Linked DNA regions of Mus musculus: region 2 is linked to region 1. A link is a loop called in an ENCODE intact Hi-C map of the cell type or tissue named here. Cell type or tissue: left cerebral cortex. All regions are shown on one strand. Links, peaks and the distances in the headings refer to the core of each region. The heading gives the core; the rest is flanking DNA.

What was found. A loop is a pair of places that touch in the nucleus more often than their neighbours do. Peaks named below come from ENCODE experiments on the same cell type or tissue, not always from the same donor. Only the 100,000 strongest peaks of a DNase experiment are listed, where the experiment ranks them.
Region 2: a loop joins it to region 1, with 4 times the contacts of the local background. A loop is called at or near these places in 1 of 42 quality-filtered maps.

What each region holds. Positions count from the first base shown.
Region 1 is chr15:11,838,359-11,849,335 of GRCm38, forward strand. It overlaps Npr3 (natriuretic peptide receptor 3), which reads right to left. Exons shown (of 8, transcript NM_008728.2): 6 at 10,111-10,246; 7 at 7,940-8,027; 8 at 1,538-6,930. The coding sequence ends at 6,819. Among named protein-coding and RNA genes, the nearest start is that of Npr3, 62 kb to the right of the region's middle. In left cerebral cortex, for the core only: no CTCF peak of the experiment used is centred there; DNase peaks (open chromatin) are centred at 5,002 and 5,957.
Region 2 is chr15:11,898,087-11,909,063 of GRCm38, forward strand. Npr3 (natriuretic peptide receptor 3) reads right to left here and starts at 7,588. Exons shown (of 8, transcript NM_008728.2): 1 at 6,800-7,588. The coding sequence starts at 7,553. Gm5144 (predicted gene 5144) reads left to right here and starts at 8,439. Exons shown (of 2, transcript NR_131059.1): 1 at 8,439-8,902; 2 at 9,024-9,304. In left cerebral cortex, for the core only: a CTCF peak has its summit at 6,426; DNase peaks (open chromatin) are centred at 5,494, 6,159, 6,409, 7,064 and 2 more places; H3K4me3 peaks cover 3,400 bases; H3K27ac peaks cover 2,645 bases.

The DNA.
Region 1 (10,977 bases), core at 3,339-7,338:
GAGGAGTCGAAGTCTGAAGTCATGGCAATCCGGTGAGGTTGTAACTGATATTGCTTTCGTTTTTCACACAAGATCACATAGCTCAAGGGTCAGAACCAAGCTATGAAACAGAAGGGACCCAAGTGACCCAGAAGCAAACAGCGTATCTACTCCCACAAATATGTAGTCCACAGGTCTTTGCTCACAGCCACCTCTGGCCTTCCTCCTTTCTGCTCTTGGGAACTTCTGCCGCTGGTGATTGGGAGGGTTACACTAAGCCTGTGAAAGGAACCCTTTTTCCTTGGCTCCATTTTGGTGCTAGCAGATGGCCTGGGAAGAAGCTCCTTTTTAAAGGTGTGAAGCCATTGGTACCTTTGACGTTAATAGTTGCTACTTAAGGCAACTCTAGATGTTCATGGTTTGGGGTTGGGTCACATCCCTAAATCGGTGTTATCTGGGTCTCCTCGGGGATCCTTGATAAGACATAGACCCATTATCCCAGTAAGGCATCCTTGGCCTGTCAAAAGTTGCTGGCTGAATATCGTGTTTTGAGGGGACTGAGCTAAAGGGAGAGAGGGAAAGAATCAAGGAATCCATGGCCCTAGAGATGGATGGGAAAGTAGCAAGAATGAATACCTTTTCCTAGAGGTCATCTCCAGGTTTGCCCCTCATCCCTACCACGCCTTCCCATGATGCCTCACTCCAATCAACATCCTGCTCCAGCATCACTTCAAACATGTTCCCAGTGCATGTAGCACCTGTGGCCTCACTCAGGGACCTCCATGACTATGGCATCAGGACCAAGGGGACACTGCTTCAGCCATGCCAATCACTATGTGTTTCTCAGGCATAAGAATATGTGACTTTCCAGAGATTGAGATGGCCTCTTGCAGCCCAGATGAAGCTAGAAATGCTGGAAGTTGGTCAATCTCCCTAGGACACAGAAGCCTGAGAGCTCTTTGCAAATTAGGACTGAATTTCTCTGTACTGTGGGTGATGAACACAATAACATGAATCAATGACATCAGCTGGAGCATGTAATATCTCAAGATGCCCAGGTTCATTCCCCTAACTAGGCTGCCTTGTCTGGCTCCAGTGGAAGAGGATGTGCCTAGCCCTGCAGGGACTTGATATGTCAAGTGGTGGTATACCCAGGGGGTGCTCTACCCTCTCAGAGGAGAAGGGGAAGGTGGAATCATGGGAGGGACTGTGTGATGGGGAGACAGGTGGGAGGCGGTGATAGGGATGTAAAGTGAATAAATAGATGGGGGGAAAAAGATGCCCAGGTTCCAAAAGAGGGGTTATTCTCCATGCCTCCTTTACCTGATAAGTCAGTATTTTCTGGGTTTGGCGCTCATTCCAATGACATGTCACAATCTCTGTAAATTTCCTTTTGTGGAGCAGAAAATCTTGAGTCCTTTCGTGGACTCAATATTTCATTCAAATACATCATCCCCAATAACTGATCTTTTACTTCAGCTTATCTAAGAGAACAGAAAATCCTCAGAAAACTTGGATATATGCAGTGCATATTTGTTGAATTATAGACAGGAAACTGTTTCTGTAGAGTATACGTTTAATGAGAACATACTGTTATATTTGGGCTATGTGGTATTCTTGCTGAATAGAAACCTTTACAAGAACACGCGCACATTTCTATCCAAACACCAAATGAAGTAGATTGCTTAAATGACCAATTTTGCACCAGAAAAAAAAAATATATATATATATATATATATATTATACAAAACAGGGCTTTATCCACAGTCATGAGTCCTCACTTTCTACACAGAACAACAATAAATTAAATCACATTATATGCAGACAGTTCTACTTACATTAGAATAGGAAGCTATATGTAGCTGGTGCAGCTTTGACTCTTCTACCAGATTCATGGTACGTTTTTATTGTTTTGTGGTCATATTTAAATTATCCATGAACAAAATGGCTCAAAAGACACAGGCTGAGGGACTGGCCTTCTGCCATGCTTAGCTCACAGCCCCTTGGTTTCAGCAATGCCCAGGGAAGAAGGCTCCGATTTTGGCCAATTGAGAGCACTTCCTTGCTGTCTTCTATGCTACACCATATTGAACACGTTCAGACACAGGCACTGAGTAATGAATGAGATAGTCCATCAAAAGCCATGGTTTCCTCTTTCTCTGGAGAAATAACTCTTTCTCTCCCCAATAATAAGTAGAGACTATGACAGCTTTATTCTAGAAAGTAAAAATGAACTCGGTATCCTATTATGATTCACACTTGGGGAAATGGACCTCCTGGTCCTGTGCATATAAATTTATGCCTTTAAATATGAATCAAAGAAATGGAACATGTTTTATTAACTCTGAGGTCTACTTGGTTCAAATCTCTCCACTAGGAATCGTATGATACCTGATAGACCAAAGAGTTTTTGTAACATATTTATTTTTACCTCTGAGAGTCAGCTCCCACTGAAATCCTTTTGATTACCTTTGAAGTGACTTAAAACAGAAACACCAGCATCAGCATTTGGGAAATGCTCTGCATTTGGGATGAATTAACATTAGTGGTTAATGCGATATTTGAACAACCTCCAACTCAGTGTCCTTTGGAGGAGTATTTTCATTCCATAGGCCTGCAGGAAACATCGGAAAAATCCATATGCTGAGAAAAAAGCCAGGTTCCTTCGCGTACATGAAAATCACAGATGTAAACTGTCCAAGGACATGCATGGTCAAGTTGCTGTCAGGCTTCTGAGTAGAAGCCAGCTACCTCCTCACAGCGGTGCGATTTTGTCTTTTTTCTCTGAGTAAATGAGGAGGCCTCCTCACAAGTTTCCACCTGCATGGGAAAGGTGCTAGCACACCCATAGAAATGTGATGGATAGCAGGTGGAGCTCTATGAAGAACAGTTGAGCCCGTGTCAGCTGCAAACTTCTTCTCTCTGTCACTTTGAGAGACATAAGCTCCTGGTTCTTCTCTCTGGGCATGTCCAGCACTTCTTGTGGAGACTGGCTTTTGAAGAAGGTCTAAACTGTTCATTATTCTGTTCTAAAGACCAACTGAAAAATAGACAGATCCCTCCAGTGCCTCTGGCTCGTTCTCCCTACTTCTATGCTGCCCCTAAAGCATCCTGTATTTCTAGACAGTTTCTGTTTTTTCCACTAAAGGAAAAATTCAGCTCATTACCAGCCTTCTTCTAAAGACCTGTAGGGTATAACTACACAAATAGGTAGTGGGCCAAAGTTCAATTGGCATTTGCCTTTGTAGTTGCACCTATTAGGGATCTGAGCTCTTTGTGTCTCAACAAACACAGACCCTAGTGTTTTCCAATTTATAAATGCTATTCTTTCATTCTCTTTTTTCGTGTGTGTGTGTGTGTGTGTGTGTGTGTGTGTGTGCGCGCGCGCACTTGTGACGCATCTAAAACACCTGCACGAGTAGCTCTGTTTCAAGAAAGCAATGGCATCACTAGAAACAGCTTCTGAAACCACTCTCTGAGATACACAAGGCCTCCCTTTCCACGTCCCACTGCATGTCTTAGACCCTGACAATCAGTCCCAACTAGAAGAAAAGAGGTAAGTTAGGGACACAGAAGGTAGATGTGCCAGGAGCAAAGGCACAGGATGCCTGTAAGCAAGGGGAAGTGACTTGGCATTCCAAAGCTTTTCATTCAAGAGAAAAAGGAAGTGGGGGTGGGGCATCTGTTCTCATTCCATAGGATTCTCCCTCTCCTCCATGAATTCTGAAATGTAAACAACTATTTCAAGACATGTGGAATTCTGTCTGTGGTTCAGGAAAAGACACGCCAATGGCTCTTCAAAACAATACATGTTGACGGATTCCGTGTGAAACCTCTGTTTGTGTTGGGAACAGATATGACTCTACCCAGAAAGTTTTGTTTCTGAGTTCAGCTTCTCTCCCAGATCTAAGACAATAATATTGGCTATAAAACTTGTGTTTATTTCCATCACCATAAGTATACGCTTAGTTTAGCTTGTGTATGAACTTATATTTGACAAGATATAAAAAACACTAATGAAATGCCCCCCCTTTGAAACCTTGATCATTGGACTTAAGAGTAAAAATTTATAGAATGGCTTAAGAACTAAAGTTCCATTTTGTTAATTATATAATAGATGACTACTGGCAGATTATGAATGACTAATTGTCAAAGTTGTTGCTTAGCAGTTAAGAATTTAAGTTCTACAATACAATACCAAGAGTTTTTAACCCAGAGCCACCATGGAACAGACATCTATACTGTCAGCAAAGGTTTCCCAACTTGGTGGTGTTTTTAAAACTTAATGACATTTTGGCTACTCATATAATGATTTATTTTTTTCTGAGACAAGGTCTAACTGTGTAACTACAGCTGATCTGAAACTCACTATGGAGACCATCCTGGCCCTAAACTCACTGATATCCTCCTGCTTCTGCCTCCCAAGTGCTGGAATTGAAGACATGGGCCACCTTGTCTAGCCATGTAAAGACATTCAAGAAAGACAAACTATACAGCAGGCATGTAAATGAGCAATCAACCTTAATAATATTAATAATAATATAATAATATAATAAGAATTGCTTTAAAATTGTAGGAAATGACTCCAGGGACTTCACGATTCACCCTGCCTATTTATTTTTTAAACATCTAATCTATTCTTTAACATCTAATCTGGGGATCCACTATTAACCTTGGAACAATTCCTCTAGCTGGAGCAGAAATAAAAAATACTGTTGTAACTATGCTGACATTCAAGGGGAAACTATACAAATTCAAGAAAGGATTAGACATATTCATACCCAAAGAATATAGCCAGGTAGAGAACTTTTCCCACTGTCACCCTCCTGCAATTAACACACAGGTTCAAAAAAAAAAAACATTAAAAAATGAGTATCTCTGAAACACAGGGAAAACATCATTGAAAATGTAAGAGAGAAACAAGCAGCCCTCTGGTTCTGAGAACTGGGGTGGATGCAGTCTGCCCATCTGTCTTCATTATGTGAGTCCCTGACCATCAGCTGCAGCCTTCCTGAGTTGTGCTCCACAAACGCGCCTCCTGGATTAGCATTTTAAAGTTTGCCTTTCTGGCCTACTTTTTTTTTTTAAGTCAGCACTTTTCCCTCAATATCCCACAGGCAGAACCACGACATACCTCCTACCACACCCCCTTCAGTTGTTCAGAAGCTAATTCATTTTATCATGCGGTTTGCATCCCGTTTCCTGAGCCCCACACAGGTGCAGCCCATTCACTTTGACTCCACTGAGAGAATGAGGTGTGGTCCACTCCTTCCCTGGGAAGCCAGCTTCCAGAGCTTGCTAAGCTTGCTTGGACTCCTCCACAGTTAACCTGGATGGATAGGACCTCCAAGAAATTATTTAATTTCCCCCCTTTAAGCTGGGTTTCAGATGCTCAGAATGTTACCAAGAAAGGCAAAATTACAAGACGGTACCCTTGTTCTCTCCTCAAATGATAAAGTCGGAACCAGAATTGAAACCTCTGCACCCAGGATTGAGTGCAAAGAGGATACCCAGCAAAGGCTGGCTCAGTCTTAGCCACGATGCCCTTGTCTGTCCTAGCTCACTGTCCAAGCTATGCATCATTTGTGGTGGCTGCAAAACTCTATAAGGTTAAAGGGACACAGCAGATATCAACATTCCCTTTTTAAATTAAAATCATCACCTCAAATTTTGATAAATTGCATGCAGTTTTTTTTTAAACGTATCACCACTGTGTCTTGCTGTCAAATTCTCACTGTCTGCTTATTCTTGAGGGAAAGGGGTTGTGTTTCTTTATAGACTCCACTTAAGTCTACTGGTTTTGAAGGGCATCATTTGACCATAGTTAGAAAGAATGTAGCCCTCCAATAACATCCATTTAAAACAGTTGAAAATGAACAACGGCTTAACATCAACGTATTCCTTCAGAGTTTGTAAGCTGAACAGACTTCTGTACATCTTCAGCCAGACTAGCAGTTAGACTAGAGACAGCCAAGGGACAGAGGACAGCAGAGAAAACGAGAACCGTTCCTCCCTCTCCACAGATTTGTCACACACCTCCTCCGTGCTCTTAAAATATAAGTGAAATTTAATCTTCAAAATGAAAAAATAGACACATTTCTAATACCAAAATATAAGATTAAAATACTTAAAAATAAAATGTTAGTGTGAAGTAGGACTTTTTTTACATCGTATAAGAAGCATTTTAGACTCAATTTTCTTATATAAATCCTCCTTGCTCACTAATATTTACAGTTTTCCAGAGTAGCTCTGATGAGACACTAAAAGAGACAGGGAGGATCCTTTCTTGAGATATGAATTCAGACCTGAATGTGGACGTTGGACGCAGCCTTCATCAACCACAAACCTGTCCCCCAGTTCCAGAGAGAGGGGCACTGCATTCCCAGCCTGGAGATTTCTTTCATTCCATTGTCCTCTTATTGGGTGTTAAATTCTTTCCAAGAATATTCTCCTTGTAAAAATTGTTTTATCCTAGCTACGAAACATTTCATTTCAGAAAAGCCACATTTTTCTATCCTCGTGTGAACTGCCCCCAAAGCAATCAAGATATGGACGCAGCAGACTTTCAAGACATAAATCTCCTCTGATGCCCCTCCAGCAGCCAGAACACTTAACAGCATTGCGTTGTTTCATTATATTAGTTTGCCATGAGATGAGAGGCCAGAAGGCAGATAGTGATTAACAATCATTCCTGAGCTTCTAAAGAAAATGTAAAATGAAATGACTACTGCTTAAAAGAATGACTTCTCCGAGAACGCCCTTTCTGCTCCGTTGATGTCTGTCCTTCCATCTATCTCTTTAAGGAATCTCAAGTAGACGAAGCGAGAGGGGCATCTCTTTTAAGCCACCGAAAAATGTGATCTGATGGAATCTTCTCGCAGCTCTCGATGCTTCCCGATGTTGCTTTCCTCTTGCTGATTTCGCCTCTCAATGGTTATTCTGTATTTCTTCCTGGGTAAAAGCAAAACAAATGTAATAATAAAACCTCACTCGGCTGTAAAACACCATGGTTCCTCTTACAAAGAGTGCCCTCCAGGGACATCTGGGTTAGGTTTGATAAATGACAAGTGACACAAATATGAAACCCTGTTCTGAGATTAAAGTCGTGTACCCCCAAGGCATCGTGTCCTTATTCAGGGAGAAAAATTGGCATGCTTTCTGAAATGCCACAGAACAAGCCTTCCCCTTCTTCCCTGGGAGTCTTATCTATTCTGCCCCAGAAGCTCTGCTTGACTCCCAGGATGTGCCCCCAGATAAAGATCAGACCAAATGTACTGTGACCAAAGGAACAGGAACACGATTGTTCCCACAAAGAGCCACATACACCCAGACTTACATCTCCAATGCAAAAGTGAAGAAATATTACAAATAAACCATGATGATTTACAATGCCCCATGAATTCAACCACTGAAGATTACCAAAGGACGGGCCACTGTCGCTGCAGCAAACGACTAGAACCTTGAACACATGCGCATAATTAAAAGTTTATGAGATTTAAGCCACAACAATGGCAGCTAAACATGTGACTTCTCCAAACACAGAACCCACTGCAGCCCGGATTCACAGACCACTGGAGCTCCTTCCAGCCTTTCAAGTGAGCATGAGCACTTGTTTCTAAACCGAAGAAAGACTGCGGATAGAAAGTTCATTCTTTGTCCACATTTTTGTATTTGATACAAAGACTCTTCATGTTTGTAATTTGATAGGTAGATGTTCGTAATTCTCATAAATGGATCAATGATCCCGAGATCCCAGCCACTTTCTAGCAAGTAACATAGGAATCAAGGGCTCACTGCCTACCAAACCCAAGATGGAGTCAGAGAACAGTTTTGGTAATTTAACCACCATCCTTCTTGTTTAAAAGAAGGGTGTGGGCAAATCACAGGGAACATTATTGCAAAGACAGGGGACAAAGGCAAAAGAAGCAGGGTGAACTTTAACTCCATAAATGGGCCATACCTGAAAAAGTAGAAGGCCATTAGCAAGCCAGCACCTAGTAGGGCCCCCACAACGATTCCTGTCACTGCAGATTCTTCTAGGCCACCTGCTTGAAAAAGAAACATCAATAATCAGAGTTCATTTTGAGAAATAAGTTAAAATACTTTGACTTTTGTTTATCTCCCAGTTGAAACTAATTTGCCTTTCTTTGTAACATATGTATAATATATTGTAACATATTGTATATTATTTACATATAATATTTATGTACTATATATAGTATTATATGTAACCTATAATGTAAAATATATATGTATAATGCTCTGAGGAAAGGTTTCCAGAAAACACTAGATAAATGCACCGTGACTCGAGAGTGAACAGAGCAAGGTCAAAACAAGTTCAAAGTCGGACCTGGGACAAACACCAGTCACCCTAGCACTTGGGAATATGAGGCAGAAGGCGCTTAAGCTTGAGGCCAGTCTGAACCACATAGCATAATCTGTGACAGGAAAGGAGAATGGAGAGAACAGAGGGGAAGGAAGAAAAGAAGGTTAGAGAGAATAATAGACAGAGAAAGAGACAGATTCAAGATGGATCTGATGAAAGCTGCAAACTGAAGATCTCACACACATCCATCCTGGTTTTGAGTTTAAAGGCGAAGATGCGTGAATGGACAAAGGCACTGGCCCAGAGCTTCTGTCTCTCCAGGTGGGTGGTGACACTTCAAAGTGCTAGAAAGTTCCGGGAGATTGCACTGGGTCAGTATTCTGTTTTTAGATGTTCTCTCACCAAAGTCAGAGTTCCAATCCAAACTGTCCTATATAGCTTTGTGAAAATGTGAACCCCTGTTTGAGTTAAATCTTTCTCGGTAGGATCACCGTTCTCAAAAAACTCAACAGCTACTTTCCTTGCAGGGTTTCAAATAAAGCCTGTGGTGCATGGACATTTTGGCTGCCCAGATCAAAGCTGGGGAAACCCCCTTTACATGCTGGAAATGTGAGACTTGGTGAGTTGAGGGGAGTCTCCTAGGGTCCCCAAACTGGCAAGCAGGAGTGTGAGATTTGGAATACAGACTGGGCGATTATGAGGTCAACACACTTTCTCCTTCATCCTTTCTCATAATTATCACATGGATATAAATTCCTCATCATTCAAAGATGGTCCTGACCTAGCAAACACAGAAGTGGATGCTCACAGTCAGCTATTGGATGGAGCACAGGGCCCCCAATGGAGGAGCTAGAGAAAGTATCCAAGGACCTAAAGAGATCTGCAACCCTGTAGGTGCAACATTATGAACTAACCAGTACCCCGGAGCTCTTGACTCTAGCTGCATATGTATCAAAACATGGCCTAGTCGGCCATCACTGGAAAGAGAGGCCCATTGGACAGGCAAACTTTATATACCCCAGTACAGGGGAACAACAGGGCCAAAAAATGGGAATGGGTGGGGAGAGGAGTGGGGGGGGGAGGGTGTGGGGGAATTTTGGGATAGCATTGGAAATGTAATTGAGAAAAATACGCAATAAAAAAAAAACAAAGATGGTCCTGAGACATAATGATCGTTCATATAGTCACCTAAAATCACTAACTGCCCTGCAAGATTGACATCACTTGTTCTTACTCATATTACAAAGCCCCTCAAAGACAATCATCTCCGAAACCGTCTCCCTTTGCTGTGCTATTCATAAGAAGACACACTTGCTTCTCTATTTGAACCCAGAAACTGACCGTTAATAATATATTCAATAGTTATTAAATTAATTAAATACTTTGCAAGCTGTCAAGCATTTAATGGCATTGAGTGCCCCATTTGGAGGATTTGGGGATTTGGAGGTCAACTGTGAACTTTGAAATCAATAATGAAACTTCTTACAAGAGATGAACAAGAGACAGCTGATAACATTTTTATTTTTCCTAAAAGTGGAAACCTCTGATAACTAAGAGACTAGAGTGAGAGATATAAATCCAGGCAGAATACCCTACCATTTGGAAGAAAAGGATAAAGGAAAGGAATGTGGAAGCTTCCGGTAAAGGAGGAGGGTCAGCCATTTGTGAGTTGTTTCCATGGTTTTGAAGACATCGGAAAAATGCATGGGACTTTCAGAACATGAGTTCTTGAGAGAAACATGTTCCAGACTCATGTGATCCTGGGACGGGAGAAGGAGGACAGTAAATTAAGTCTCTGAACTTACATGATTTGCAAGGAGAGCTGTTGGTATGCTCCACGATTCTGGTCTCATCTAGTCTCAGTTTCAAAGGGCCCCAAGGATATTTGACATTCGATCGCATTTGGAACCGGCCTTCTTTCCCAAAGTAATCACCAATGACCTACAGAAAGGCAAAAGTCAGACGGACAGACAGAAGGTCAGGCCAAAGGTACCTCTTCCCAAAGGAGGCACCACGCTCACAGCCTCGCAGGCATTCTCCAAAACGCATGCCCTGGTCTCTGCACATCACCACCTTCAGGAACTGACAGCAAGAGCTTTAGAAAAGCATGGGAAATGGGGGGAGTGCACACTGTGACTGCCTCAGCGGCTCCTCCTGGCAGGGAAAAAAGCCAAGTCATGTAGGCTTAGAAAGGTGATGGACCATCTAGAGACTGCCATATCCGGGGATCCATCCCATAATCAGCTTCCAAACGCTGACACCATTGCATACGCTAGCAAGATTTTGCTGAAAGGATCCTGATATAGCTGTCTCTTGTGAGACTATGCCGGGGCCTAGTAAACACAGAAGTGGATGCTCACAGTCAGCTATTGGATGGATCACAGGGCCCCCAATGGAGGAGCTAGAGAAAGTACCCAAGGAGCTGGGGGGATCAGCAACCCTATAGGTGGAACAACATTATGAACTAACCAGTACCCCCAGAGCTCGTGTCTCTAGCTGCATATGTATCAGAAGATGGCCTAGTCGACCATCAGTGGAAAGAGAGGCCCATTGGTTGTGCAAACTTTATATGCCTCAGTACAGAGGAACACTAGGGAGTGGGTGGGTGGGGGAGCATGTGGGGGACTTTTGGGATAGCATTGGAAATGTAAATGAAATAAATACCTAATTTT
Region 2 (10,977 bases), core at 4,272-8,271, 61 kb after region 1:
ACAGAGGAGAGAACATGAATCAGAGAAGCAGGTGGGGTGATTCAAGTATCCAAAGGCACCAAGCGTTAGTCCTAAGTATCCTTTTGAGAGCTATACCTGCCCTAGGATAGAACAGACCCTGAGGCCAGAGACCTGGCATCCCTAAGTCCTGGACAGACTCTGATCCTCCTCCTCCTCCTCCTCCTCCTCCTCCTCCTCCTCCTCCTCCTCCTCCTCCTTTTTACACATTCCTGCTTTGCCTCTTTAGCTCTTCCCTATTCTACCATGGCTTCTGACGAAATTTTCTTGAAGTGTTACTACCCATTTGTGACTGAGAAAGGGTATTAGACAGTGCCATTTGTCTACCTACTTAGACTTTCACACTTCTCAATCGTGTCCATTTTGTGTCAAGTATATAGTTTGGTCAAAACAGAAAGAAAGAAAGAAAGAAAGAAAGAAAGAAAGAAAGAAAGAAAGAAAGAAAGAAAGAAATCCTCTTTCCCAAGGTCAGGTGCAGGACATTGTTTCTCTCAAGTAATCCAAATTCATAACACACATTATCATCATCATCTAGTTTTAATTCAAGTAGAAGCAATACCACGTCATATCACTGATTACCACCAACAGAGCCGTCAGAATAAATAGCCCTGGTTTTTTACAGTGTACCTTAACCTTTCACGGTTGACTCATTCATGCCTAGTTGAACTGTGGGTACTTTTAGCAAGCTTTCCTTTATGTAATTTATCGAAAGTCTTGAAATATTTTTTCTGAGATAATTTTCTGTTCCTATTCATATTTCATCATTTTATACAGTAACCAAATTACATCGTTAACAAGCACAAGTGACATAAGAGGAGCAGGTACAACTTAGGAAGTACACGGAAATGTGCAGAAGTGTGCCACATGAGGAAAACTCAATCGCTCCCCAGACCTCCCAGCAGTAAGCAAGACTAACAGAGAAATGGGGTCAGCCAATCCTCCTGTACAAGTGGGAGTCAATGCACACTGCTTTTGTTGTATTAATATGTATTTCGATATATAAACATCAACTGTTTTTAGACAGCTCCTTTCTGTGTAACCCTGTTCTGTCCTAGAACTTACTCTATAGAACAGGCTGCAAATCACATCACAGAAATCCACCTGCCTTTGCCTTGCATGTGCCACCATGCCTGGTCTTAATCATAACTATTTATTTGAGATCAAAACATTACACTTCAGAAAAAAAGGATAACATGGATGTTATGTGCTTCTTGGTAACATTTTTAACCTGTCCCACTTTAACTTGTGACATTAGATGTCATCTTTCCCCATCTGGGTGCCACACTGTCGCCCATAAATGCCTTCTCATTACTGCAGCATGTTCTTCTAGTCATAGGGGTTGGGCACACAGGAATGGCTCTAAGTGTTAATTAAGAGAGCTAATCACATTCCAAGTGGTGACTAGACACACATGTTAAGGTAAAGCTCCTTCCCCTGCCCCTGGACTTCCATTAAGAAAGCTTCCAATGGGTTAGCATCCCTCTTCTCTCAAGGAGCTCCCATTTGTCCCAGCAAGAGGGAAAGTAACAAATTATCTCATTGATGAATCTAGAAGAGCAGGAGAAGTATGCTAGGTTCTTTCTTGAGTATGAGCCTCGTGCTGCATACTGAAAGTGTGATCACAAAATTAAAAATGTGACATAGGAGCTGGGGGATTGGCTCAGTGCTTAAGAGCACTTCTTGTTATTGCAAAGAACCCAGGTTCAATTCCCAGCACCCACATGGAGGCTCATCACCTCAGGCATACATGTAATACACAGACATACAATCAGGCAAAAAACTCATACACATAAAATAATAGAAATAAATCTAGAAAGAAAATTGATGCAGTAGTAACTTTGGAGAGCAGGCAAAGGGCATTTTTCTTAAAGAGGACAAAAGGGGGGGCAAAAAATGTAAAGAATCAGCCAGATGGTCTGACATCAAGTTTAAAATATACACTAAATATTAAGGAAATAAAATCACCAAAGAAATAATTCAAGAAACTTTCTTAGAGCTAAAAGACATGGGTTTCTGATACACCCCACAGACCCAAAGAAGTTAAACAAGAAGAAAGGCCCAAGTGAGGATGCTTGAATCCCACTTAGAAGGGAGAACAAAACAGTCACGGGTTGCAGACAGAGGGAGGGGCCTGGGTGGAAGAGGGGAAGGGGAGGGGGAAAAGGGGGACAGGATCAGGTATGGGGAGAGACAGGAGAGAGGACCAAAGGGCCAAGAGAATGAGTGGAAATCTGCAGCTGCTGGGGGAGGAGGGGGAAGGGGGAATCTCTAGAAAGTTCCAGAGACCTGGGAAGGGACAGGCTCTCACGACTTAATGTGGATGACCTTAGCTGAAATGCACAGCAGTAGGGATATGGAACCTGAAGAGACCACCTCTATTAGCTAAACAGGACCCCCAGTGGAGGGATGAGAACACCAACTCACCTACAAAATGTTCGACCCAAAATTAAAAGAAATGCAGGGGCAAAAATGGAGCAGACTGAAGGAATGGCTGAGCAGTTGACTGGCCCAACTAGGGATCTATCCCATGAATGGGCACAAATCCCTGACTCTATTACTGATGCTATGTTGTGCAGACAGGGGCCTGGCATGGCTGTGCCAGCAGCTGACTGAGACAGATACAGATACTCACAGCCAACCACTGGACTCAGGTCCAGGACCCCTATGGAAGAGTTAGGAGAAGGAATCTCTTTCAAAAGTGGATGTCTCTATTCCTATACTACAAAGTAACAAATACCATTTACAAAATACAGACCATACGCTTATTTCTGCTATTCAAAAGCTCTATCCATTCCAGAGACCCTTGTAATTTCTACACTGTGGCAGGTAGCACTTCTCCTCCCCAGTACTGTATGCTAGGGAGGTTGGTGAGGGTTCTTTGCTTTAAAATTCTGCTTACCAATTATTTGGTCATTTAGACCAGAGTATTAAAAGCAAGTTGTTCTTGTATTCATTAAATATTTCTATCTTTTTGGTCACTCTCCAGGCCCAAATACATAACATAGCAATAACTAAAAGAATACAACTAGTTTTTATACAAAACAATTTGTGTAGGTTACTTCTACTTTTGCATCTTAGAAAACGCATAAACACAACAACATAACCTTTCTCTAATTAAAAAAATGTATTTCTGACTTTTTATAGTATATATGTATCATTTCCTGTGATGTATCAAGATCAGTAGGCAATTATATAAATAAATCCAGTACTAAATACAAAGTATTTGTCTGTTGCTTGTTTGTTTGTATTTTAGGACAGGGCACATTCTATAGCCCTGGTTGGTCTTGAACTCACAAGTCTTTCATGTCAGCTTCCTGGATGCTGGGATTCCAAGCATGTGCCACCACGCCCATCTAAGATCATATGTATGTATGTATGCATATATGCATGCATGTATGTATGTATGTATGTATGTAGGTATGTCTGCCACAGGTGTCTATTTCCTAAAGTATTTGTAGAACCCCTTTAGTACATGAGATAGACCAATCCTGAATGTAAAAGGTTACCATAGCTTCGCTACCTGCCTAAGGAGTCATCTTCTCTAGTTTTATGTGGGATTTCTGGGGAAAAAATAATATTTCTCTTACAACTCAAAGGTTTATCTGTAATTAAAAACAGAAATTGATGTTAAAAAGACTTAAATATTCAAAAAGCACTTTCCAGTATTCTCTGCCCACCCCATGTATATAAAAATTGGTCACCATCTTATAATAACCAGGATGCACAGCCAAGCCATCCCTTGTGAAATCTCATCTACTGCTCCCTAGTTCTCAAGGCTGCCTGATGCTGGCTGGCTGGCTCTTGGGAAACTCTCTATTGCCCTCATGCCGGGTAGTTGAAATTTGACTCTGTGTTATCATCTTAGCTGCTAATATAAATGCATGCTGTGAGATCAATGTTATTAAATCACACATACTCAGGTGTATCTTTTGATTATATTAGACTTTTTAAGTTTTTCAATTGACTTAGCTGACAAGCCCCCTAGGAGATAAGAATAATTTGGGGGAGGACTTGGGGAAGTGTTTGTTCAGTTTTTCTTTCTAAAGGGCATTATGTAACCAAAAGAAAACGTAATCACATTATTGGGAAGGCCACAGGTCACACTTTACCAGTGAAGATATTCAGATATCCTTAATTTGATTTTAAAGTTGAAATGTTCTTTCCAAACATATTTGGGGGGTGGGAGGGACTCTCTAAAGCACGCCCTGGCTCATAAAGGTAGAAGATGCTCTGTGACAGAAACGCTTTCAGATACATCCCTATTGGGAGAATCAAATGTAAAATCTCCACATCAGAATAGCAGTTGGAAGAGGCCTGATTCTCATCGAGCTCCTTGTTCCACGTTCAGTGCCTTGCAAGGCAGAAAGGCTGAGTCCAGAGGTGTGGTCTTCTCTGCCTAAAGCTCTTCCCAGGACATGGCTTCCCCTTCTGGGTGAAGGTGATTATTATCGAATATAGCACAACGCCCGCTACAATGAACCCACACATTTACTGTGTGGGTCTGGCGCTGTTTCAAAGAATTCTGGTCACTTAGTTCATTAAACCCTTCCAGCATCCCCAAGATGTGGCTGTGCAGGAAGCCCACTTTACCTGAAGAAGATGGGGTACAGTTTAACAGCCCCGGATCCTGACAGCTAGCAAGTGGCTGAGCCACAAACTCCCCTGAAACCATATACTAAACCCCCACTACTTAATGCGTTGAGCAGCCACGATGAGGTGGAGACTCAGCGCCCTGAGATCTCCCAACTTTCTCTACAAAGAGTAAGAAATTGAAAGAAGGGCAGCCTGGAATTTTTTATTTATATTTCAGAAAATTCGCCTTATTGTTGCTGACACAGATTTTAGAGAAAGAATCATAAGATCATAATAATTTCACCTATAAAATACACACACACCAGACTAACAAGCTTGCACTGCTAAATTGAACGAGAAATGAGCGCTAGGAGATCTAAAATAAGCCTGACTATTTAAAAATAAAGAACGCAGGCTGTAGTCCTTTTAAACCGAAACACACCTGCCCCAACCCCACCCCAACCCCCAGCCCACTCTCACAGTGTGGCCCTCCCCCATCACGGTTCTAAGAGCACTGTGCGGCTCAAGGGCCCAACAGCGGAACTGACAGATCTGCCAGGCCTCTCACCCTAGGCCACTGTACCAAGGTCACCGCCTTTCTAGGTTCAGCAAGGCAATGACCAGAATTTGCAAAGCTCGGATGGATCTAGCCAGGCGTGAGGACACGCCCCCATTCCCAGCCTGCCCTGGGAAGTCTCCAGCTTTTAGTTAAGGCTCTGGAAGCCCAGAACTGAAGAAGTAACAGTACCCAGGACCGCGAGAGGCTGCAGTAGCCGGAGGACTGGGAGTGGGGGGAGAAAGTAGATGTGGGTTTCTCGCCCAACAGGGGCAAATCTGCCACCATAGGACAGAACTTTCCTTTTACATAACCAACGCCCTGCCTGCGCACCTAACAGTGATTCTGCGCAGACAGCCTGGAGTTCTTAGGTCGAAACTTGTCCTGTCTGCACTGTCTACAACACCTTGAAGTTAGAGTAGAGAGCGGGGAGGGGCAGTTGTGGCCCCACTCTTGAAGCTTTTTCTGCCCACCTCACCTGTTCTGAGCCTGCAAGCTTAGTGTTCCGCTGTCCCGCCACAGCCAGGCCCAGGTCCCCAGCATTCGTGCGACCAACACTGGGCAAACTAGGTGCCTGGCTTAGCTCGGCCCCTCCTAGGTCTCACCAGGATAGCACCTCCGAACGAACATCGGAAGCTTTGCGGTGTGGGGTCATAGGGGGAGGGTAATACCGCGGACATTCTGGGCGCCTGCGCACCAAGGGGAAACAAAGGCGAGATTTCTCCAATGTGTGAGCCCCAACCGGGACGTCCGGACTCATGCCCTATGCTGGGATTCGGCTCCTTCCTCTATCTACACGACAGAAACCTGGGCAGCTGCGGAGAATTCCCACGCTCCCCGTAGCCATGATCCCATTCCCCAGTACCAAATTCTCTGTCTAGTTTGGCTACTGTTCCAAACCCTCAGCGACTTGCGGAGAAAGGGCCGGGCAGGGGACCCGTGGGAAGGAAGCTCGGCGCACGATCCTCCGGCGCGCTCCGCCCAAGCCCAGCTCTGCGCGCGCTTTCAGAGGCTTCGAAGCCCAAAGCTCCCGGGGGAAGTGAGAGTCGCCTGAATTCAGACACGGCGACGCACTTCTGGTGCTTGTATCGAAGCTTGTAAGACACTAGAAAGGGCATGGAAGGAATCTAAAAGGAAGGCTTTAAAAAGAGACCTAGGGTCAGTGGAAAGAGCAGCCAGGGGAGCCAGGAGATGCGTCCCAACCCCCAGCTAGTCAAGAAGCTGCGAGACTGCTGGGGCGTCCCCAGACGCTGTGGCCCTGCCAGGGGGCGCGCGACTGCAATGGACAGAGTAGGGAATTCCTGGAACTCACGGGACTCCGGAGCTGTCGAAGAGGGGGAAAACCCTTGGTGTTTAGCCACACCTGTCATACCTGGGATGGCGCTAGCAAGCGGCTCAGACGTTCCCTCGACTGGCCAGATCCACCTCCCCGAGACTGTGTAGGCACACCCCTTCCACCGCGATGGGCTATCCTCCACCCGTCCCTGGATCAGGCAGCTCACACTTGGACAAGCCCCCGCGCGACCTCCACGGGTCCTTGGGTTACGGGGAAGGGTGGGGTCTGCAGAAGATTGACTTGGTGGGGTTTGGGGGAGAGCCACTGAGAACCGCTGAGTCAGAGCCAAGGACCCCCCTGGTCCCGCTCCCGCTCACCTCGCTCGCTGCCTTGGATGTAGCGCACTATGTCGTCCAGGTCCAAGTCTTTGGTCTCGTCGAAATTGTAGGCAGACGTGTGCAACCCCTCCTCCTGAAAAACCTCGTGGACCCCCTCGAGGGTGAAATAACAGTTCCTCTCGAGTTTGTCGTCGCTGTAGACCAGGGCTGCACGGCTCCAGTGGTGGTGGCGAAACAGAGCGAGCATCATCTCTCCCATCTTGGCGTAGGCAGGCGCCACGCGCGTGAGGTGCGAGTATTCCGTGTCCTTGTGCTGGAAACCGGCGGCCAGCGCTCCTGCGGACAGCATCGGCAGGTCCCAGTGAGACGCCAGCCGAGCCACCGGCGCCGCCGCGTACTCGCACACGGGCCCCAGGATGAGATCCGGCTTGGCGCCGCGCGCCGCCGCCACGCGGTCCACAAGACTGAAGAGCGCGCGGTTGCCGCAGTCCGAGTCTTCGTAGGCCACCTGGAAGCGAGTGCCTGGCGGCAGCAGCTTCCTCCCGGTGCCATTGCCCTCCACGCTACGCAGCGCGTACTCGATGGCCGGCCTCACCCGGGCCAGCGAGAACAAGTACGAATCGTCCCGGGGCAATAGAACAAGCACCTCGATCTTTTGAGCCGCCAGCGCCTCTCTCGCCCGGCGCCTGCTGCCTGGCCGGGTGTCCCCGGCGCCGCTGCTCGCGCCGCCAGCCAGCAGCACCCGGGCCAGCAGCACGCACGCCGAGAAAGTGAACAGCAGCAAGGACCGCATCGTGTTGCCAGCAAGCGCTCGCCCTGGCCGCCGGCTCGCCCTCTGCCCCCCACCCACCCTGCCCTTTTCCTCCCAGCTCTTTTCTTTCCTCTGTCCCTGCGCCCCCTTGGGCGCTCCAAGAAAACAGAATACCCCCTTCAGTAACTCGCCAAAAGATAGGAAGATTCCTCTACAATGTCCCTAGGTTTAAAAAATAAAAAAAAAAATTTTAAAGCAAAGAAAGAAAGAAAAAAGTTCACAGAATGTAAACCTGTGCGTCTGTAATATACATATAGACTTATTATCAATATATATATTCTCCCTCCCTTTGCACATAGGCTATTTGGCTTAGAGGTGGCTTCTTATTTGGGCGTTGCTAAGGTTGCGTTTGAAGGCCTTATTTGTAAAAGAAAAAAAAAAGTTAAACTTGTCCAAGTGCTTGTAATTGACGGTGCACCTCCTTCGCGTTTGATCCCATTGATTCGCGCGGCTTTCTGGATCCATAGCCGGGGTTTAAATAGCGTGGCAGCGGCGCAGCGCGTTACCACACATGGCGCGCCGAGGCCGGGCTTGTCTCTGCAACGGGTGGGGTGGGTGGGGGTGGGGCGGGGTGGGGGCTGGGCTGGGGGAGCCTCTCATTAACATTCTTACATCAGGGCTCCTCCCCGCACCCCTGGCCTACTCGCGGTTGCCGGGTCCCTAAGCCCCACTAGTTGCCGGTGCTCAGATTTGGCCCAAAGCCGCAACCGCCCACGTCTACACCCGCGGGAGACCTCGCGGCACAGCGTTACTCTAAGGTCCCCGCCTCTCCCTGGCTCCGCTTTCTCCAACCCCAGGATTAAAAAAAAAAAAAAAAAAAAAAGTGTATATATGTTTGAAAGAAATGAGTGCGCGCACATACACAAAGCACACACTCATACACACACACTGCAAAAACGAAGGGGAAATGTTTCTCCAAATTGGTGGCTTCCTTGCAAAACTCCATAGACTCTCACCTCTTTTCTTGATCTGGCCACGTTCTGTCTGGGTGCGCCCAGTCCTGTCCCGCACCTGACCTTTCTGGTCCCTGGAGCAAGGTCGGGGAACAAGGAACAAGGTCCTGGTGCAGGAAAATTCATTTGCAGAGCTGGTAAGCCCATCTGGCCTGCACGGTGTCGCACCGCTCCTTCCCCCACCCGGCGTGGGTGCCCTCCTCCCTCTGGGCTGCTGGGACACGCTAGAATCACAGTGGGCGCAGCGTCACCGTGTCCCAGTGCGCAGCCCCTCCGCGGGGTCACTGAGACCAGAAAAGCGAAACTTGTTGCTTCCGATGTTGGATAAATGATTCCGCTCCAGGAAGTGTCGCGGAGCTTGAAAAGCATCACCCTAAGGTACTATTTGCTAAACCAGGCAACTAAAAGGGACTCCCGCTTCCCGGCCCCCCAGATCTTCCCCCAGAGAATCTTTAAGTACCTAAAAAGCAGTCTGCCAACCCCAGCGCTTCTGTTCCAGGATGCCCGATAGTCTAGGATGCCCAGAAAGGTCCTGCCCGGTAGACCCAGTCTTTCCACTGGTCACAGCTACCACAGCGATGCAGACGGAGTGGAAAGGATTGTGGAGAAGTCTCAGACCAGAGAGGCGCGTCTCTGAACCGAGCAGCTGCGCAGGTCCAGAGGGCCCTGCACCCTCTTTTCGTGGTCACGCAGCAAAGACATTTACGGCGAGAACAGGCTGTATTACACAAGGTAGTTCTGACACCAAAGTCTTGCAAATTAAAGTTAATTTAAAATGTTTCTAAATGTTCTTTCATTTGGCTGGGCGTCAGTGTGTGCTCCAATCTTAACTTAAACTTACGCCCTCTTTCGGCAGGATCTTGAACGCGATTCTTCACCCGCTGCCCCAGGCTGCTGCTGTTAAGTCATAGTTATTTCTTCTTCTTTTCTTCTTCTTCTTCTTCTTCTTCTTCTTCTTCTTCTTCTTCTTCTTCTTCTTCTTCTTCTTCTTCTTCTTCTTCTTCTTCTTCTTCTTCTTCTTCTTTTTCTTTCTTCTCTTCTCTTCTCCTTCTCCTCCTTCCTTTTCTCCTTCTCCTTCTCCTTCTCCTTCTCCTTCTCTTCTTTTTTTTTAATAGTTACGAGCCCCCTAAAATGTCCTTGCTCTCATTTGTGACTATGAAGTGATAAATCGAGGTGTTCGAGGACATGGCAAATCCAGGCATCAGTGACTAACAGCCCTCTCTCCATCACCCTCTCTAGCAGTGGAAAAAAAAAAAAAAAAAAACTGCAATCGAAGGTAACTTCATACCGGGTGCCGGTTAGATTTCAGTTGGACAGTGATCCCTAAGCCTTCGCTGTAAGTAGGGGCTTCTAAATCCTAGGTGAGCTTTTGTTTATTTAATTAGAACTGCTAACCAGTTCTAAGAGAGGTGGATATATAAATTTGAATTCTGAAGAGTTATCCACGTACGTTGGAAACTGACATTTAGCACTTCGCAGCAATTAAATCCTTCCTGAACACTTGGGAGAGCAAACATTTGTTTATAGAGTCATCGTTATTTAAGAAAAAAATAAACAGCTAAATCCTGGATTCCGAGGGTCTTAGTGGATTTCAACTGGTTGCCAGGAGACGTGAAGGACGGAGCCGGTTTCCTATTACTACCCGGTATGCCCTGTGTCTGGGGAACACCAGCCAACAGCGGTATGATTCTGCAGTGTACCATGTGGGCTCACTGGAAGAGTCTGGGATTTCAGGGGCACCGGGTATGGAGTGCCTCTCGCATCTCTGGCGCTGCCCAGCCTCGCTCTTGGGTCAACAGCAGGGCAGTGCACTTACGTTATGGCTAGCACCCTGGCCTCCCTGTGGCCTTTGGGTAGAAGCACTCAGCTTCCAGCCTGTTGTTAAAGAGCACAGACAACAGGAAATGGTGGATCAGTCCAGAAACAGAGGGGAGGGGAACACAGGGTTGCTGTCCGCGTGCATGTTCAACACATCCTTGCAGATTCCAACTGAACAGATGCTGAGATTTTTTTTAAAAGGTCTTCCAGTGCCAACAGTGCAAGATTATTAACAGTAACAAGTCTATTGTGCTCTTGGGAGGTTTGTGTTTACTTATTCTGGGTGTTAGGAGGATCTGTTTACTTTCCATCAGAGTTCTTTGGGCAACCAGCTAAAACTACCATGTATAACTATCACATAGTTCTGCCATCTTAGTCCAGAAAAAAATGAACTGTGACCCAAAGAATGTACAAGTTACATTTATTTTTTTAAAGATTTATTTATTAAGTTATTTATTATAAGTTCACTGTAGCTGACTTCAGACACACCAGAAGAGGGTGTCAGATATCATTATGGATGGCTGTGAGCCACCATGGGATTTGAACTCAGAGCCTTTGGAAGAACAGTCAGTGCCCTTACCCACTGAGCCATCTCACCAGCCCCTACAAGTTGCATTTAAACAGCTCTTTGTCTC